Linked DNA regions of Mus musculus: region 2 is linked to region 1. The links are chromatin loops, found by intact Hi-C in ENCODE. Cell type or tissue: heart. All regions are shown on one strand. Links, peaks and the distances in the headings refer to the core of each region. The heading gives the core; the rest is flanking DNA. Region 1 overlaps Rap1gap2 (RAP1 GTPase activating protein 2). Region 2 overlaps Rap1gap2 (RAP1 GTPase activating protein 2).

What was found. A loop is a pair of places that touch in the nucleus more often than their neighbours do. Peaks named below come from ENCODE experiments on the same cell type or tissue, not always from the same donor. Only the 100,000 strongest peaks of a DNase experiment are listed, where the experiment ranks them.
Region 2: a loop joins it to region 1, with 6 times the contacts of the local background. A loop is called at or near these places in 10 of 42 quality-filtered maps.

Annotation. Positions count from the first base shown.
Region 1 is chr11:74,398,173-74,408,557 of GRCm38, forward strand. It overlaps Rap1gap2 (RAP1 GTPase activating protein 2), which reads right to left. Exons shown (of 25, transcript NM_001015046.3): 15 at 9,716-9,787; 16 at 9,139-9,225; 17 at 7,551-7,685. Among named protein-coding and RNA genes, the nearest start is that of Olfr412, 39 kb to the left of the region's middle. In heart, for the core only: CTCF peaks have their summits at 4,149 (motif pointing right) and 4,842; a DNase peak (open chromatin) is centred at 6,239.
Region 2 is chr11:74,542,684-74,553,068 of GRCm38, forward strand. The region is part of intron 2 of Rap1gap2 (RAP1 GTPase activating protein 2); the gene reads right to left. Among named protein-coding and RNA genes, the nearest start is that of Rap1gap2, 42 kb to the right of the region's middle. In heart, for the core only: CTCF peaks have their summits at 3,692 (motif pointing left) and 4,886 (motif pointing left); a DNase peak (open chromatin) is centred at 4,528; H3K4me3 peaks cover 773 bases; H3K27ac peaks cover 2,715 bases.

The DNA of each region.
Region 1 (10,385 bases), core at 693-8,692:
CCATCCCTTGGACTTAGAGAGCTGAAGTTATACTTTCCAGATCAACACTACAGATCTGCATGGCTGTTCAAAGAGGTATGTGCTCAGACTGGGCACACAAAGGAGCTCCTATGGGTACAGAACCTTGTGTTCACTTATAGCTTGCAAAAAAGCAAAATGTGGGGCAGGTTGGGTGGGTACTGGCCAGCTGTTAAGTGTCTGGCCAATGACAACCAGGACAGTCAGGTTTGTCATGGTGCATGAGAAAATGAGAATAACTGAGCCATAGAAACGGTGACTGGACCCCTAGAAGAGCTGGACCTGGGGTGACAATCCCTCCTCAGACTTCTCTAGAGTGCAATACTGCTTCTGATGCTTAGAACTCAGCTCCAACTACGGCAGGACTTCCAACCAACAAAGTGCTCCAGGATCCTGGCTCCCTGGGATAACACTCTGTTTTGCTTCCATAGTGTTTGAAGTGTAAGTACATTTCAGAGGTTTTCTCCAGTGGCCCCAAGCCCTTACATCATTGCCCTCTGGTCATCTATCTAGTTTCTCAATAAGATGGCTGGACAACACAACTTAGTGGTAGAAAGCACAAAAGTGTTAGACGCTGCTGCCAGGAGTCATGCCTGGGCTCCCTGCTGTGCCCCGTTAGCTGAGAACCCTGCAGGTTGCTAAGCTTCTTTGAGACTTATGTGCAATGGGACAGGGTGTGTCAACACAAGGAGTAGCCTTGAGAGCCTATAAAGCTCTTAAAGGAGAGGCCAGCACATCACACGTGCAGCATCTCATGGTATTGATATTAAGCACAGTGTGCTTGCTGTGTGCTCAGCACCACGCCAGGAACAAGAACTGCAGTACTGAGGCCAAAGGGGTAATGCATCCAAGAGTGCTCAAAACACACTTCTAAGAGGAGGCTAATAATGCAAGACCCAGGGTCTATGATGACGGTCTCTTTGTATCAGTTGTTCTGGGGCCTAAAGAGCAAAGGCTCCTGGATACCTGTACTATTAGTGACTCAAGTACAGGTACCAAACTCCAACTGGCAGATCTCTTGCTGGCAGGACCAACATGCATTCCAATGTCTCCTCCTCCTCCTCCTCCTCCTCCTCCTCCTCCTCCTCCTCCCTGGGATACAAAGTACTCAGGCTCAATCTAAAGCACTAATTTAACTTATCCCTTACTAGAGAAGCTGGAGGGATGTCTGCTGATGGCTTTGGGGAAAGCATCTGAAAGCACTGAAGCCATCGGGGAGACCAAACCTGATGACAAAGCTGGAGAGGCCAGTACCACATGGAAGGAAAAGGGAAAGAACACACGTGCTTTGACCAGCTGTGCCAGAGTCACCTGGACTTCTTGCTACAGCAATTAGTAGATTTTCCTCACCATGGTGTGAGCCTGTCAAGACAGAGTAGTCTCAGAACTTGGCACCAGCCAACATATATGGACTAAGCTGAAGCCGGTGTACCCTTACAGCTGGACTCAGGCCTGTGCATTACCCCTAAGGAATGTCTCTGGAGGAAGAGCGAAGCCCCTTGCTTCCCTTGAGACATCCAGGAAGAGCTTCCACATACATCCATGCAAATACTATTCTTCAGGACCCCAGGGACACCTTAGACACCTTGGAATGGTGAAAGGCCTCATCCTGCCTGCCATTCCACCTGACATGGGACAGAGACTCAGAAAGGCTGCTGGTAGATGCCACAGCCCTCAAGACAAGCCACGAATGAGATGTAGGACTACCACCCTCCAATCAACATCATGTAGCCTCTATTGTCTGCATCAAAGATGCCCCATGAGGGATGAGACCTCTCCCCTCTCGGAACCACAGAAGAGTTGCCTAGCAACAGTGTTCCTGGGACACTGGTTGCTAGAGCCAGAATATTTGATTCATTCTACCACCCAAGCGTCAGAGACTCCCTGGACTCATTGAAACCTGAGGATATGTGCCTGGATGGGAAGAAAGGCTCCTTACATGACACAAATGCTTTGGTAAATGCCAGCACCTTTTTATATGGTTGTTCCCCCTGGCCTGTCACCACCACTGTCACCACCACTTCAAACTCTTCATTTGTGTTCTGATCTAGTCCTCAGTCTCTCATGCTCTGAAAGGATCCAAGTATGAATAACAAGCCCTGTGTAACGTGTCCAGTCTAAGGAGCTTCATACACACAATCTAATGAATCCTTGCAAGGCTGAGGTATAGAGAGAATAGAAAATCTCTCAAGCGACAAATAACTGTCACACACCACTAAGAGACAGAGCTGGGATTCAAAGATAGGATCCCAGACCCCAAGATTGAAAACACAGAGCTGGATATGGGAGTGTGTGCCTGTAATCCATACAACTTGGAAGACTTGAGAAGTCAAGGTTAGCCTGAGCTGTAGAGTGAGACCCTATCTCCAAAAGAAATGGGAGAGGAAGGGAAGGGGTGAAGGAGGATGGAGGGAGAGGAGGGGGTGGCAGGGCAGGGGGAGGAGAGGGAAGGGACGGAGAGATACAGGAAGAGGACGGAGAGATACAGGAAGAGGGAGAAGTGGAGAGAGGTGGGAGAAGGAAAGGATGTGGAGATGGGATAGAGATGAAGGCCAAGATGGAGCAATTCACTGGCTGATGAATTAAAGATGACAGGAAAGCAGGAGGTCTGGGGATCCGACTCTCATAAAAATGTCAAAGGCCAATGTCAGGGAGGACAGTGTCTTCAGATGCCCATGTGCCACTGTCAAAGTCAACAGAAAGAATCTGAGGACCCAATGAACTGACAGAATTCCAGGGCTTGGCAGGGTGTCAGTCACCTGCTCTCCTGCCCTTGGCAACAGGAAGGGTGAAGCCCTGGTTCTCCCATGGTCCCTGGCAGGAAGAGCTGTCACAAAGATGAAATGAGACAGTGTTTGTGTCCAACCCCTGGGATGACATCTGCCCACTCGGGTCAGCTCTCCTGCCCCCATTTTAGTGTGAAGACAAGTGATGGTCATCGCTAAGACCCAAAACAATGCTTGATTTGAATGAAACTGTCCAGTGACATCTAAATAATTTTTCCATATTATGGTCCAATGGGCAACTGAATGGAAGTGCCATCCCTGTCAATCTAGGCAACAGAATCAGAAGACGGGGGGGTGAGTGTGGGGGAACGAAAAGGGGAAGAGGGACGGAGAGGAGAACGGGGTAGTGATAGCATGAGGAAGGCAGTGGGAAGGGCGGTCATGGAAGCCTTTGTATTAGCTTCAGGAGGCTGGGGCACCTGTGCTTGACAAAGCTCACCTGACCCCTGCTTGAGTTCTCCATTCCAGCTCATTCCAGCAGTGGGTGCCCTGACCCTCAGAAAGTCCTGTGTGCAGAGCAGGAATCTCGCCTATATTTCCAACCATGCCATCTTGTGCTGGCCATTTCCCGTGACTGTCCCTTGCCGTCCTCCCGGCCGATCACCTCTAGCTGCACCGATCTCCCTCAGTCCCTGTGGCCCCCAGCCCTCAGCCCACCCCACTGCTGCCTTCCATCCAGCTCTGCTGTGAGGTGACAGAGAAAGAATGTACTGCTTTCTCATTACCCACGAGTGTCACCTCACTGCCCGGCCACCAGCACCACAGCCTCCTTACAAGAGGTTTCTATGAGTTCTTTCAACTTAACAAACTCAACATCAGAGACAAAAATCAAGGAGATTAGCACAGGGTGGGGGTTGGGGGAGAGTGGAAATGCCCATCCAAACCCCAAGAGAAGTAACAGAGGCAGGGCCTCTGACACAAAGATACTACTAGTCTCCTGCCTGCTGAGATGGCTTCAGTCAAGGTCTTCTGTTCTTCCAGCAGGAACATGCTGGTAGCTCACTTAAAGACTATGGCTCCAACCCATAAGCTGAGCAGAGCCAGGCCAAGGCCTGAGCACCCCACTCCTCTCTCTCTCTCTTTCTCTCTCTCTCTCTCTCTCTCTCTCTCTCTCTCTCTCTCTCTCTCTCTCTCTCCTCTCACTCCTTCCCTTCCCCCCTCTCATTGCAATCCATCCCTGGTACCATGACTTCCCCTTCCATGAGCAAAAGGAGTGGCAGAGATGTCAAAGGCTGGGGACTGTGTCTGCCCCATCACAATCCCCCATCCACCATTACTGGTGTCACGCAGGCCTGTAGCTACAGGACCCCCAAAAAGACTTTGCCAGAGATGTCTGTTGGCCTCTCCTGCCACTAGAGGTCAGGTGAGACCAATGCACTACCTACACCAGTTCCTCAAAGGGTGAGAGAAATTAGCCTGCTGCCTCCCTGCTCCCTGTGGTTCCAATTCTGTCCCACTGTCTTCTACCCCTGCCTCCATATTATGAGGACAGTAGAGAGTTGAGCCAGTCCAGTGTTTCTCAAACGAGGGTCCATATGTGCTATACCCATACCACACGGACAAATCAACTGTCATTTTTTTTCTTTTTACTTCATTATAGGTGATCTAGAGATAAATACCTTCCAAAAGGAAGTGATACACAGCTTCTTCATCAGATAAAAACAAAACAAAACAAAACAAAACCTGTGAGGTTCCCAAGAACATGGCCACAGCCACCCCCTTGAGCCACAGAAACATCTTTCATTCAACGCAACACTGCAAAAGATGAGTCTTTTCCATTAGAAATGTGTAGATTCTCAGATTGTCATCTACATGAAAACGAAAACTTCCGAGTGTCAGTAGGCCTGACAGGTCCTGAGATCCCTCCAAGCAGCTTGGTTTCCAAGCAAATCTAGGTGTCCACAAAGCAACCAGTGCGTGTCTCCTGAAGGGGAAGCTTCCACTCACAGCCAGAACTAAAGTGAGGTATGAGTGAACCGTCCGTCCCCATGGGGCGCGCACACAACCCAAGGCCACAGAGGCCACAGCTGGGCCCTCTAGGGAAGACCAGTCTGAAGGGGATAGGAAGTGGGTGTCACTCATCCCTGCGCATCCTTAGCTAGTGCCTGCCTGTGAGAGAACTTTCGAGCCACGCATTTTCTTCCTGAAATCATTGCAAATAACCCTTTATCCTGGAGACATCCCACAGAGGTCTAGGGTTAATCCCCAAAAAAATCAGTAATCCTGACACCACAGTCCTGACTAAGGCACTAGACACAGACTCTTGAACTGGGCCAGGACCATGCCTGCCCCTTGCCCAGGCTTCTCCACATGGGAGACCTGAATCAACAACACTGAAGGGGTTGACAAGAAAAGCCAAGGTCTCCTTCTAGGAAAAGAGAAACTCACTGGCCATGGTCATCAGTGCTCCAGAGGCTCACTCTGTGTGCCTGACCCTCATGGCCCCTTCTATCTATCCCCACAACTTCACAACCTCAAAGGTAGGTATGAAATCTGAATGGAAAAAACGGGTCTGCCTTCAACCACAGAGTTAAAAAACAAGTCCCTGCTATACTGGCTTATAGGCCAGTCATAAAAGAGTCTTGCAGCATGCCCTCGAGTGAAAGCCCCTCTAGGAATACCTCAGACACCTTGAAGTGAAACAAACCAATGGCCACTCCTAACAGATGCAAAAGACTGAGCAAACTGTCCTGGAGCCACCATCCTTCGGCTGTTGAGCCACCTCATCCAGTGGACCCATGGGCAGAATGTCCAGAGCCGACATACAATGTTACAGAAACATTTGAAACCTTAAAAAAATATATAGCTCCTACATACAAAAGAAAACCTGTAGGACTCAAAGCAACCAATGTTCATAGAATGTCTGCAAAGCACAGCATCTTACTAGCTTGTCAACCGCGGCTCGGCACTGATCATGCTACGTAAATTAATTTACTGTGGGAGGGGAGCGGGACACTTTGATAGGTGTGATACGAGGTGGGGCAGAGCCCCTGGAGCCTCAGGAGGACACTAAGTGGCCGCTCCTCTACCTTCCCTTGGCCCAAGCCTGCCTCCTATTACCTTGCCTCATGCTGACCCTCCTCTTGGCAAGACAATCTGTCCACCGTGGCTCCCTCTTCCTTCTCCATTCCTTTCCCCCTCTGTCCTCCACTTTTCTCAAAATCCAACAGAAATAAAGAAGAATCTCACTGTGTAACCCAAGCTGTCCTTGAACTCATCATGTTCCTGCCTTGGCTTCCCAAATGTTGGCCATACAGGCAGGCTCCTCCACACCCAGCTCCTCTTGCATCTAGATTCACCCGGCTTTGGCTTCTCCTCTTCTCACAGCCTCTTCAATCAAGACTATACCAGAAACCCTAAGAATCTCCTAACAGCCTGGACAAGCACCTCGGCTCCTCCCACCCTCAGGAGGAATCTCAGCAGCTGGTTCTAGCTAGGGCCAGCAGAGCTCTGCCTGTTCTCAGCTGTCAGCTGGGCAGTGAACAACTGACCCAGACCTGCCCAGGCCTGGCCAGTATGGGTGGAATCTTCATGGTCAGAAACTGGGAGGGAGTAGTATCATGTAGCTGTTAGGAATTTGGGAGACCTGAATTCAACTCTGTCTCCAGGGTGACCTAAGACTAATTATTTAGTGTTTGTGTCTTTGTTTCCTCACATGTAAAACTATACTTACAATTACTAAAATTGAGTGTGAATTATTATGCCAAAATTATTATAGCCACAATTCCAGCCTTCCACATGGAGCTCTAATGACAGTTGGGAAGTTTAAGTCTTATATGCAACCTACACAGCACAGATAATGGGTGCCCTATTACCACAGCTAAAAGTATTTACTGTGTCATAGGCAATCTGCAATTTCTGGGCATTATTCCAATGAACTCGCACAACAAGGTGACAGAGGTCCAATTTATTATCTCTGGTTCCTTAACAAGAAAACTGAACCTTACGAACTTTAAAGATCTTTCCCAGTATCCTGTAGCTGGGTACTTTTAAAAGCGCATATAACCCCAATCCTAATACCTCAAAATGTCATGTTTATGAATCTCTCTCTAGTGGAAAACCTGGCAGAAACGTAAGCTTAGAGTCAGAAAATCTAGGTGTGAACCTCTGAGGTGCAGGGTCCTAAGACCCCACGGCCTCTTGTAGCCTGCCCTCCAGCACTCACCCACACCCCTCTGTGTTAAAGGAGATATCCAGAAATCACTATCCAAATGTACATGACTATATGTAGTCAGGATCAAATCAGATGCCAATATAAGTGCCGTGTGGACCAACAAGCTTGCAGCCAAGACATGATAATGGAGCCACCTGTGCCCCTCACTGGTTCTGTGGTTATCTGAGTCCTTCTGGGGACAGGAAGCTCATTCTAGGTAAAACTTTTCTTTTTCAAAGCTGGAGAGACTCGCCTGTGGCTCCACCCACTCATCCACCGCCAACCGGGCCCCAGCACCTGCCAGCAAGGAAGAACCACGCAGCAGCAACCGACCTAGCTACTAAATACCCCAAGGCTTGTGACCTCAGAGATTCCTGGGCTAAAGATGGGAGAGAGCATGGAGATACCCCACGCTCTGGAATCAACACTGGCTGCTCCAATCTCACACACCATGCCCCAGCCCTTTAAAAAGTCCCACCCCATCCTGTCACTTCTGACTAGTCCTTGGGTTCTCAGGCTGGATCCCCAATAACGTAGCCATTTTCTTTCTTTGCCCTCTTCCATAGCAACCCAAACTCAGCCTGCGTCCATACCTTAAAAGATTCCAGGAATCCTCCATGGCCCCCATTCTCGAACTTGTCCTCCTCCGGGCCCATGCCTAGCATGACCTGAGTGTGTGTGTGGAGTTCATCATGAAGGTTGTCCAGGAGAGCAGCCCGGGTCCGGTCCTAGAAAGGAGTGGTATATACAGGTGTACAGACACCGACAGCAGAGAGAGACGTGTCCTTTCTTCTCTGGCCCGGATGCCTGGTCTGAGGGCTGCTATTCTGTCACCAGCTCCTGGCCACGGTAGGATTTAGGAGGAGAATGGGCTTCATGCTCACTAATGCTGCAGTTAGCACAAATGTTCCAGGCCTGCCCCCCCCCCACTCTCCCTGCCATACCAGCTCTTCCAAGGCTTACCCTGGGGACCCCCTACCCCAGATCTCAGACCAGGATCTATACGCACAACCCCTCTGCCCATGGTTCTGTAACAGCCAGGTAGCAACCTCCAGGGGGACTCCAGACACAACAGACTGGACAAGCCCTTTCTGCAGGCCACAGTCCTAACAAAGCTCCTCTCCCAACTGTCCCCGCCGAGCCTGAGCTGAAAGACTGAGTCACCCCACAATTCCACTTTCCCTGCCCTTATTTATTTCTAGGAGTCCATCATGTCTTCCCAGTCCAACCTTCTGACAGTGTGATACAATGCCAATCTATAAGAACTTCACAGGCAGTTACCAGGGGAAACGTTCATAATGTTTTATACCTACTGGTCTATGATTTTTGCTTGGACCACACTCATAGCTACCCTGAGGCACATGTGGGTTGCAGGCCTCTGGTTGGACACGCCTACCTGCAGTTTAGCCCAGTGCCTCCTGTGAAGGGTTCACCTTTGTTGAGCCTCTTAGACTCTTTAATCATTTCTAACTGGCCAGTTCCTTTTCTATCTCCCCTTCAACCTCTCCTCCTCCAACTCTAACACCTGCTGGCTAATGATGTCTCTAACATGCGAATCAAACACTTTTAAAAATTTCATAGCGCCTACCACTTGCAAGCCACAACCCTGCGCCATTCAATGCAGCCAACCATCTGCAGTCCCGTCTTCCAGCCACAGGAGGCTGTCATCTGGCCACACCCCCTCCCAACAATGTCTGATTCTATTGGACCTTTGACTGTTCCCTGAGTCTTGAATGACTTTCCAGACTCTCTTCATGCAAAAGCTTTATCAGATGTCAAGATTCATCAGCTCAAAAGCAACCTCCTCCAGGAAGCCTTCCCTGAACACACCCTCCATTATCCCTAGCAGAAGCAGTCACTACCCACTGGCTCCATCATGGCCCATAGTATAATACAGTAAATACACTCTATTATAAATCTTAGCTTCTCTTCTGTAAAGGTCCCTCTACCAGCATGGGCACTACATAGTACAGAAGTGATATCTCACTTATCCTTGGTAACAGAGCAAGACCTGGACATACTACATGTTCAAAAAAAAAAACCTGATGATTGGCAGGTAAGTCCTAGAATCTAGATGAGTTCCTACCAAGGGAAAAAAAAATGTTCCCAAAGCAACAGAGAGCTGAGGGCTTAGGATGAAGCAAACAAGCCCAGAGGAGACTTTCCGTGTGGCCCTCTCACCTCCAGCTTGGCGAACTTGTCCGACTTGCAGCAAGCATTCTCTGCGTTCGTGAGCTTGGTGAGCAGAAACTCCCGGAATTCTGCGCCCTGAAACAGGTGAAAGAGGTTCAGAACTCTCCTGGCCTCTGCTGTCAATCAAACGCCTCCAACCACAGTGACAAAAAGGCAGGAGAACCCCTGCGTTAGCCCTCTCATATCCGGTCATTTCCAGCCAAGGCCAGGCCTGCCTGCTAATGTACCAACTTGAAAGCCAGCTTCCCCAGCGCTGGGAAACCCACCCTCCATAGGGCACCTTGGTCACTGGAGGCAATGCTTGAGGCTGGCTCCTGGGTCTAGAGCACAGTATAAAAGTCCTTCTAAAAACAGGAGGACAACCCTGGCATCAAACTCCCAACAAGGGCCACATTGACCTCAAAGGGTGAGGTGGGAGATATCCAGAAAGGAGATACCCCCAAAGCTATAACAGGATCTCCCCACAATGTTCCCAGTCTACATTCAAGCCCATTCCAACTACTGACACATGGGTACAGAGATCTGGGGTCTGGGATGGGACAAGTATAAAAGAAAAGGTTCTTACCTTCTGGAAAACAGGCGGGCTTGGCAGAGGGGGACCAAAGGCAGGCACATCTTCCCTAGCAGTGACTGATACCTGAATGAAACAATTTCATGTGGACTAAGACAGACTAGGAGTCCCACACCTTACAGAAGACCAACATACCCCTTCCCTCCTTCCCAGAACACAGAACGTCTATGTGAGCATCACCCACGAGCCCCATACGATGCTCCTCTAGTGGGTTGGATGGGATGGAATCCGGCATCCTTCCCTCTGCCTTCCTAAGGGCCAGAAGCAAGTTGGCCAGATGATGCCCTGGGCTGGGGAACCACTGAGACCCTAAGTACAGACAGTGCAGGTGGTGGCCAGGAGGTTTGCCTCCCTACCCCATTACAGCATCCATCCCAGAGAAAGCAACTGAGAACTACTGCTCATTTTACTGATGAGGAAACAGATGGCTAAGACATGGAACAAGCACCCTAAAACCAGAGAAAGGGGCACAGAGAATCCAGACTGCTCCAACCCAACTCTGACTCCCCATTAACCTAGCCATAAATCAAACTCAGAGTGTTTAAAAGGTAACTACTGGACCACAGAAATGGCTCCACAGATTAAAAAAACAAAAACCTGACACACAAGCTTGGTAAGTCCCTAGATTGTCTCTTCTCTCAGTACTTGTGTGTCTGTGTCCCCC
Region 2 (10,385 bases), core at 1,423-9,422, 150 kb after region 1:
ATGGATCAAAAACTGGCATAGGTGCCTATGTGGCTAATGGTAAAGTGGTATCCAAACAATATAATGAAAATTCACCTCAAGTGGTAGAATGTTTAGTGGTCTTAGAAGTTTTAAAAACCTTTTTAAAACCCCTTAATATTGTGTCAGATTCCTGTTATGTGGTAAATGCAGTAAATCTTTTAGAAGTGGCTGGAGTGATTAAGCCTTCCAGTAGAGTTGCCAATATTTTTCAGCAGATACAATTAGTTTTGTTATCTAGAAGATCTCCTGTTTATATTACTCATGTTAGAGCCCATTCAGGCCTACCTGGCCCCATGGCTCTGGGAAATGATTTGGCAGATAAGGCCACTAAAGTGGTGGCTGCTGCCCTATCATCCCCGGTAGAGGCTGCAAGAAATTTTCATAACAATTTTCATGTGACGGCTGAAACATTACGCAGTCGTTTCTCCTTGACAAGAAAAGAAGCCCGTGACATTGTTACTCAATGTCAAAGCTGCTGTGAGTTCTTGCCAGTTCCTCATGTGGGAATTAACCCACGCGGTATTCGACCTCTACAGGTCTGGCAAATGGATGTTACACATGTTTCTTCCTTTGGAAAACTTCAATATCTCCATGTGTCCATTGACACATGTTCTGGCATCATGTTTGCTTCTCCGTTAACTGGAGAAAAAGCCTCACATGTGATTCAACATTGTCTTGAGGCATGGAGTGCTTGGGGGAAACCCAGACTCCTTAAGACTGATAATGGACCAGCTTATACGTCTCAAAAATTCCAACAGTTCTGCCGTCAGATGGACGTAACCCACCTGACTGGACTTCCATACAACCCTCAAGGACAGGGTATTGTTGAGCGTGCGCATCGCACCCTCAAAGCCTATCTTATAAAACAGAAGAGGGGAACTTTTGAGGAGACTGTACCCCGAGCACCAAGAGTGTCGGTGTCTTTGGCACTCTTTACACTCAATTTTTTAAATATTGATGCTCATGGCCATACTGCGGCTGAACGTCATTGTTCAGAGCCAGATAGGCCCAATGAGATGGTTAAATGGAAAAATGTCCTTGATGATAAATGGTATGGCCCGGATCCTATCTTGATAGGATCCAGGGGAGCTATCTGTGTTTTCCCACAGAATGAAGACAACCCATTTTGGTTACCAGAAAGACTCACCCGAAAAATCCAGACTGACCAAGGGAATACTAATGTCCCTCGTCTTGGTGATGTCCAGGGCGTCAATAATAAAGAGAGAGCAGCGTTGGGGGATAATGTCGACATTTCCACTCCCAATGACGGTGATGTATAATGCTCAAGTATTCTCCTGCTTTTTTACCACTAACTAGGAACTGGGTTTGGCCTTAATTCAGACAGCCTTGGCTCTGTCTGGACAGGTCCAGATGACTGACACCATTAACACTTTGTCAGCCTCAGTGACTACAGTCATAGATGAACAGGCCTCAGCTAATGTCAAGATACAGAGAGGTCTCATGCTGGTTAATCAACTCATAGATCTTGTCCAGATACAACTAGATGTATTATGACAAATAACTCAGCAGGGATGTGAACAAAAGTTTCCGGGATTGTGTGTTATTTCCATTCAGTATGTTAAATTTACTAGGGCAGCTAATTTGTCAAAAAGTCTTTTTCAGTATATGTTACAGAATTGGATGGCTGAATTTGAACAGACCCTTCGAGGCTTGCCATCATTCAGGTCAACTCCACGCGCTTGGACCTGTCCCTGACCAAAGGATTACCCAATTGGATCTCCTCAGCATTTTCTTTCTTTAAAAAATGGGTGGGATTAATATTATTTGGAGATACACTTTGCTGTGGATTAGTGTTGCTTCTTTGATTGGTCTGTAAGCTTAAGGCCCAAACTAGGAGAGACAAGGTGGTTATTGCCCAGGCGCTTGCAGGACTAGAACATGGAGCTCCCCCTGATATATGGTTATCTATGCTTAGGCAATAGGTCGCTGGCCACTCAGCTCTTATATCCCATGAGGCTAGACTCATTGCACGGGATAGAGTGAGTGTGCTTCAGCAGCCCGAGAGAGTTGCAAGGCTAAGCACTGCAATGGAAAGGCTCTGCGGCATATATGAGCCTATTCTAGGGAGACATGTCATCTTTCATGAAGGTTCAGTGTCCTAGTTCCCTTCCCCCAGGCAAAACGACACGGGAGCAGGTCAGGGTTGCTCTGGGTAAAAGCCTGTAAGCCTAAGAGCTAATCCTGTACATGGCTCCTTTACCTACACACTGGGGATTTGACCTCTATCTCCACTCTCATTAATATGGGTGGCCTATTTGCTCTTATTAAAAGAAAAAGGGGGAGATGTTGGGAGCCGCCCCCACATTCGCCGTTACAAGATGGCGCTGACATCCTGTGTTCTAAGTGGTAAACAAATAATCTGCGCATGTGCCAAGGGTATCTTATGACTACTTGTGCTCTGCCTTCCCCGTGACGTCAACTCGGCCGATGGGCTGCAGCCAATCAAGGAGTGACACGTCCGAGGCGAAGGAGAATGCTCCTTAAGAGGGACGGGGTTTTCGTTTTCTCTCTCTCTTGCTTTTCTCTCTCTCTTGCTTTTTCGCTCTCTTGCTTTTCTCTCTCTCTTGCTTCTTGCTCTCCTTTCCTGAAGATGTAAGAATAAAGCTTTGCCGCAGAAGATTCTGGTCTGTGGTGTTCTTCCTGGCCGGTCGTGAGAACGCGTCGAATAACAATGATGCATTGCTATTATGCTGCTACAATACAGTAAATTAATATTTCATAAATATAAGTATATTATAGCTAGGCATGGTGATAAATGCCTTTTTAATCTCAGCACTTAGAAAGCCGAGGCAGGTGGATCTTTGTGAGTTCGAACCCAGCCTGGTCTATAGAACGTGTTCTAAGACAGCCAGGACTACACAGATGATAGGAAATAAATAAATAAATAAATAAATAAATAAATAAATAAATAAATGGAGTTTTATCACCTGCTCTATCAGGTATAGCTGAAGCACTTTCGAACAGCCCAACCCATGTAAAATTATCATTACCATCCCCATTTTGCAAATGAAGGTGAGAAAAAAAAATCTAACCAATGATCTCAAAGTCTGTGGCGAGATAAGGAGTTGAACTTCCCACTCAGGAGGAGGCTCTAAGGGCATGGCAGGCATGGTGGCACAGACCTGTAATTCCAACCAGTCAAAAGGCAAGAGAATTATTACATGTCCTGGAGCTGCCTGGGCAACTCAGGGAGGCACTGTCTCAAAATAAAAAGTAAAAAGATACCTGGTGATTGGTGCCACAGCTCAATGGGAAAAGACTTGCCTAAGATGCAGGAGACTCTGAGAGACGGAGTGGGGCAAGAGCTGGAGAGATAGCTGAGTTGGTAAACTGCTTGCTACAAATGCACGAGGGCCTGAGTTCAATTCCCAACACCCACACAAAAAGCCAGACATGGTGGTGCACATTCGGAATCTGGCGGGGGGTTGGGGGGGGGGGCAGAAACAGGTGAATTCCAAAAGCTCACAAGCTAGACACCTAGCTTAATTGTCAAGTTCCAGGTTCCAGTGAGACACTATCTTTAATAAATCATGATGGAACCTGGAGAGATGGCTCAGCAGTTAAGAGCAATGGCTGGTCTTCTGGAGTACCCAGGTTAGACTCCCACAACTCCAGATCCAGGGAAGCTGATGCCCTCTTCTGGTCTCCTTAGGCACTACATGAACGTGGTGTACAGACAGAGGCAGAAAAAACACCGACCCACAGAAAATTAAAAAATAAGTCTTAGCTGGGCAGGGGTGGTGCACACCTTTAAACCCAGCACTTGGGAGGCAGAGGCAGGCGGATTTCTGAGTTCGAGGCCAGCCTGGTCTACAGAGTGAGTTCCAGGACAGCCAGGGCTACACAGAGAAACCCTGTCTCAAAAAACCAAAAAAAGAAAAAAGGAAAGGAAAGGAAAGGAAAGGAAAGGAAAGGAAAGGAAAGGAAGAAAGAAAGAAAAAATAAATCTATTTTTAAAAGTTGAAGTACACAGCTCTTCAGTAACAACACCTGAGATTGACCTATGACCTATACCTAACACACTCGTGACACACACCAAGAAAAGAAACTAACTTATAGTCAAGAATAAATGGGTACTGTTATCAACTAGGATGGCAGATCTCATGTTAAGCATTCTTGCCACAATAAAATAAAACTCAGATGTTGAGGGTGAGGTTACATCCCAGTTTAAAAAATTAAAATAAAAAAAAATTTTTTAAAGAGCTTACGGTAGAGAAGTTTTATCTCTGTAGGCTGAAGTGGCCCCTCACAGCAGAGCCGTGATGCTGTCTCCTGTCTCTGCCTGATTATTGGGTTTCTCTCCCTTTGCAGCACGAGCTCTGGCTGCCTCTATCAAAGGCAGCAGGAACTTGCTGGAGTGCTGGAGGAGAGAGCTGCGTGTGACAGTAGGAGGAAGGGAAGTGGGTATTCTCAGTCGGGGGAGGGGTCACGACCTCAGTCAGCCTCAGCCTTTCACTGAGAACCGAAGCTCCTGGGAGGAGGGGCAGGCACTGCGGTAAGGAACAGTCCCCGTTATCTAAGAGGCACCGGAAAGCAAGTAATTATCTTTGAGATGGAAGCCAGCTGCACCAGCGAGCAATGAAGAGAGGGAGCAGAGACAGAAGGCAGGGAGCAGGGCAAAGAAGCAGAGAAGGGAAGTGGGGGTCGGGGGAGGCAGGCAAGGCATGTCATGAACAAGATCTATGGCATGCTCACCTACCCTAGTCAGAACTTTCATATTTGCCACTTCTTGTGACAGAATAAAACCTATGACGGCTCAGGTTCCTACTCACAAAGCTGTCTAGTTCTATACATCCCCTCCGACCACTAAATGAGCAGGCAGTCCTGGGACAACACTGCCACCTTCTGGAAGTAAGGAGAACTGTCGTTATTTCCAGCTTACCCACCACCAAGAGTGTTCTTCACCTCACCTTCACTGCTGCCTAGTGGTTCCCACCCCAAGGCCTTTGTACTAGCGGTTCCCAGCCCTCCAGTCCCAGGAGGGCTCCTCTACCTCCAGATATTCTCACACTCAGTCTTTCTTTGCCTCTGGTCCTCTCAGTTGTCACTTCTATGAAGAGGCTGTTTGCTGACCACTCGTCTAATGTAACCCCAGGTCTGGCATGGTGATACACACTTATAATCTCAGCACTTGGAAGGTAGAGGCAAAAGGATAGGTCAAGGCTCATCCTTGGCTACATAGAAACCCAACGTGAGACTGAAAAAGCCCTAAAATAAATAAATTAGAAGGCCCTATCCTCACTGTTTCCTTCCCACAGGCCATTGTCTGGAAGCACATAGTCCCGGGCTCTCACCACAAGAAAATACTACAACACCTGTCCATTTGTGCAACTACACTCAATAAACTTAGACTGCTAGCATTGCTGGCTATGAGACTCTTCATTCATCCAGGGTAAGCCATCCTGAGCTCAAGGACCCAAGTTCAAAGGCCACGGGGATGAATTGCAGATTTCCATTCGTTCTATGTCTATGTCAAGGGCGTCACACTCCCCCACACACCGGCTTGACCTCACATACACAGCAGACCCGCTTTGCAAATCCCCCAAGCACGAGACCCCAGTTTCCATGGAACTCCTTTCACACTCTGAGGTGTTGTCTGAGATGGACCGCTAGTGTAGCCTGCAGCCCTGAGTCACCATGAGATTCAGCCCCACGCTCCTCAGTAACACATTCATGGTGCTTTGGCCTCCCTATGCCAGTCTCCAGGGAAGCAGCTCACTTCACCTGTCACCTTAGCCCCACATTCAGTGAACGCCCTGAACAGACTTTCCCATACCCCTACAATACATCCTTCCACAGTCTCCCACTGGGTCGTGGAGAAGGACACACTGCTTAGGAAACAGCTCCTTACACTTCCTGACCCCGAGTCCTGGATGTTCTCTCTGTTCCAAACTCCTAGAGAATTCTCTTTTCGGCTGTCATGTGCTGTCCCTCCAAAAGGAAGTTCCCACTCCTCCCAAATCTTTACAGGGATTACCTCATGCTTTGGGGTGACTACTAAGTCTCTACAGCCTGAACTCTTTGCAGGCGAGACCATTTGCAACTGACTCCTCGTTATCTTCTGTAATAGGACTGAGCAAAGGGATATACTGAGTGCCTTTTGTATCGCCTTTAGTGTGTTAGCTTATTTCATCCTAAACATCCCCGTGAGACAGAGAATCTTGTCATCTGCACCTTCAGGGTCAGGAGGTCAGGGCTCTGCCCTCACATGACCGCATCAATGACTAACCGAGCCAGGATTCAACAAAGGAATCCCAGCCCCTGAAGCAGGGCGGGCTTAAAGTGGGTGCTCATTGAATATTCATGAGACATGGACAACCTACATTCCTCCTGCCTCTGTCTGACCTTGGCACTGACAGCTCCATCAAAGGCACAGAGCACTGGTGTGCTTGCTTCCCCAGCTCCAGTTCTGACCCAGTTGTCGCAGACAAGTTTCTTCCCCTCCCTTCCTCCTGCCCAAACCTTGAACAGAAAATGATCCAGCTGGGACCAGCAGAAGAGATGCTCTTGGCAAGCCTGAGATTTCTGTTCTGTTCGTTTGTTTTCAGAACACAAGTCTCTTTAGAGCACAGCCTGGGGGGCAGGCTCTACAGTAACAAGAGTACTGCCCTCCTCTTTTTTGTTCTTCTTTCTGATTAGTTTTTTGAGTGAGGGTCTTATTATGTAGCTCAGAATGCCCTTAGACTTACGGTAATCCTCCTGCCTCTGCCTCTGGAGTACCAGGATTACAGGCATGCATCGAGCTCACAAGCCTAGATGTGGATGGGAAGGTGGCATGGTAAGTTTGTAACTGAGACTAGACACTGGACAGAGGCACCTCTGGAAGATTCAGAAGTGCGGGTACCTCAGCCCACTTCCTTCTGGTTGTCTTCCTCCTCTCTGTGACCAGTGCACTATTTCTAATTCATTGCCACTGTGTCTCCACTCTGTTTGCTCAAAACACGGTTATCTTTGCACTCTTCCTGATGCCCCACTGACGACAGGGCCTCTCGGAAGCACGGCCACCACCTCTTTTCACCTTGACTGGGTTTGTGTGAGCATCCTGAACTAAAAATACAGAAGGGCATACAGGCACAGGTCCCTGAGGTCTGAAAGCCCACACCAGTGTGTATCCCCAGGACCCCTGCCTGCAAACAGTGGTACACACTCAACACTCACAGAGACTAAGAAAGAAAAGACAAAGGTAAAATGGTTCTCTCTCTCTCTCTCTCTCTCTCTCTCTCTCTCTTCCCCCCCCCCCCATCCTTCTTAAAGTATCTAAGTGTTTTGCCACCATATATTACATACCTAGTCCCTAAGAAGAGGGTGTTGAGTCCCCTGGAGCTGGAGTTACAGATGGTTGTGAGATATGTGATGTGGGTGCTGGAAACTGAACTCAGGTCCTCTGAAAGAGTGGTGCTTACTCTACTCTAAACTGCTGAAGTGTCTCTCCAGCCCAGCAAGATGGTTTCAACAGAATTAGAATCCTAGTAAATTCCTGAGCTCATACCATGTGGGTAAAACCCTTAGGCTCCCCCTTAACAAGACCAGATGCCATCCCATTCCAGTGAGTTAGCCCTAGATCCACAGACAACACAGGGGCACATCTCTGAACACAGCCTTCCCATTGTCTGGAAACTAGCATGCTCCCAAGGGAAGACGGGTGTGCATCAATTCCCAAGGTGATGGGGCTTCCGTCAGGAACTTGGGATTCTGGGGGGGGGGGGGGGGTCCAACCAGATGTCACAATACTCAAGAGCTGAGGCAGGAGAATCACCACAAGTTCAAGGCTAGCCTGAACTACAAAATGAAACCATGCCTCAAAAATAAAATGATATAGGGGTGGGATAGGAGGAATGAGAAGAGCCAGCTCCCAGGACTAGAGAGGACGGGAGGGGACGTGGCAAGCTCTGAGACATCACGGCTGGTTTTGTCCAGCTGTAGTGGGATGTGGTACTAGGAGTGTTTGTGTGTATGTGACCTTGAGTGACCTTATAGAGTCAAGTCTGGAGTGTGTGTGTTCAGGATATGCCAGGACCCTGACATGTTACAGTGAAGCTGAATGCTAGCCAAACGTTAGGACTCTGCTATGGTGACAGCTCTCTGCGTTTGTCCCAGGCCTCAAGAGGCAGGGCTCTGAGAGCTACCAGCTGCACCATACCAGTTTGTGGCTGCCTCCTTGGTGCCATCTAGTGTCACTGGATTTGCACACCTCTGATACCTGTCCTTGGAGGTGAAGACAGGTCACAGACTGGGTACAATGTCTGGGCTTGTCTGGCTCTTGGAAGCTGACCTGGGAGCCTGGCCTTCAGTCTCAGCCAGTGTTGCCTAACAGAACTGTCTGCAATGGTGAATATGTTCGCAAGTGTTCTATGTGTCTGTCTAAACGGGTCAGCCCTGAGCACTCTGTCCCAGGAAGCAAAATGTACTTTGTTTGTTTATTCTGATACTAGGGCCTTGCATATTTAAGGCAAATATTCAAACAAAGGAAGGAAGGAAGGAAGGAAGGAAGGAAGGAAGGAAGGAAGGAAGGAAGGACAGAAGGAAGGAAGGAAGGAAGGAAGGATTCACCTTTACTAGTAATTGGCCAAAGGAAATAGTCAAAAACACATTAACAAAAAATTATATACAGATCCTTTGTATAATTTGTTATAGCCAAAACTAAAAGCATTAAAGTCTAGAAATAAAGCAATACCTAAATTAATTATGGGACCCCATGGTCACAGGGTAAGTAGTATTTTAAATCACGGTGGGGGTGTACATTGTTTGATTTGGGGTTCTGTTTTGTTTGTGTTTTGCTCTGGTATTAAGACAGAGTCCCGTTTAGCCCAGATTGACCTCACTTCCGCCATGCAGCAGAGGATAACCTCGAATTTCTGGTCCTCCCGCATCCACCTTCTAGATTACAAGATTACGGGAATACACCACCATCCCTGGTTTTATGTGGTGCTAAGGATCAAACCCAGACCTTCACATATGCTTGGCAGGCATTGTGCCAACTGAGCCACACCCCAAGCCCTGAGTCACCTTTTAAAAGATCACTCAGTGTTGAAATGACATTACATAACACGTTTTTAAAACCAAAAAAAAAAAAAAAAAAAAAAAAAAAGACTATTAGGAAACACTAAAACAGTAACGTGTAGAGGGGACATTGCTTGGTGGCTTGGCAGTGGCTCTGCAGGCATGAACCCCTGGATTCGATCCCCAGCACCATAAATAAGAAGAACAATTTCTTTTGGGTGGTGGGTTATGGGTTATTCTTATTTTTTTCACTTCAACATTTGTACATATTTTTTAAACCTCTCACAGTGAGCATGTACTATTTTTATAATCAAGAAAACACTATTTTTAAAGATGGGGAAGGGCTGTACCAGTATGGGAAAATATTTTTGAACCAGCTTTTAAAATGAGAGAGAGAGAATATATAAGAACACACCCAGACCTACAGGGAGGAACTCAAAGGAGGCAGACATTGTGATCTGAGGGTTGCAGAAAGAGAATTTCCATTCATTTATCCAGAGTTCTATTAGTGCCCTCGGAATAAGTAAATGTGATTTTGCCAATCAGATTTGGGCTTGCACAACTGTGAGGGCGTGGGCAGTAGAGACACAGTGGGTGGTTAAAATCCCTCTGGCACTACCACAGAGATCTGAGGACCATGGCATCCCTTCTTACCCTTGCCACGGGCATCTCTCACAAATACACAGAGGGTCCAATGGGGACAGCCACTGAAACAGTGTCTGAGAGATCAAAACATAAAAATGACCAAGGGATCCAGGCATGCAGGATGCAAAATGTACAAACAGACTCTGACTGGCAATTAAAAAGAAGGAACTACAAGTTGTCCTTAGAATTTCCAGAATCCCCGAGGAAGGGCACACTCAGAGCTATAATAGCATCAGCCACATACACATGTACACATCTGATGGACTCTATGCTCCTGCACTATTCTTAGCAATGGACATATGCAAACTTACTTCATGCCCTAAACAACACTTTTGTGCTTTACAAATAAGGAAGCTGAGGCATAGATAAATTAAATAACCTGTCCAAGGACTTACGACTGGTAAAAGGCAGGGCCTAGCTCCGAACCCAGACAACCTGGCCAATAGGGCACCATGGGAAAAAGTCAAAAGGATGTCACATGCATGACTTATTTTTTTGATACAGGGCATCTCTACTATGTAGCTCTGGCTGTCTCGGAACTCACTAGTAGAGCAGGCTGGCCTCGAACTCATGGAGATCCATCTGCCTCTGCCTACAGAGTACTGAGATTAAAGGTATGCATCTGTAAGGATGGCACATGTGTGAGTTTTTAATAGTAGTCTCAAAGGACAGGATCAACTCCAACAGATGTCAGGATC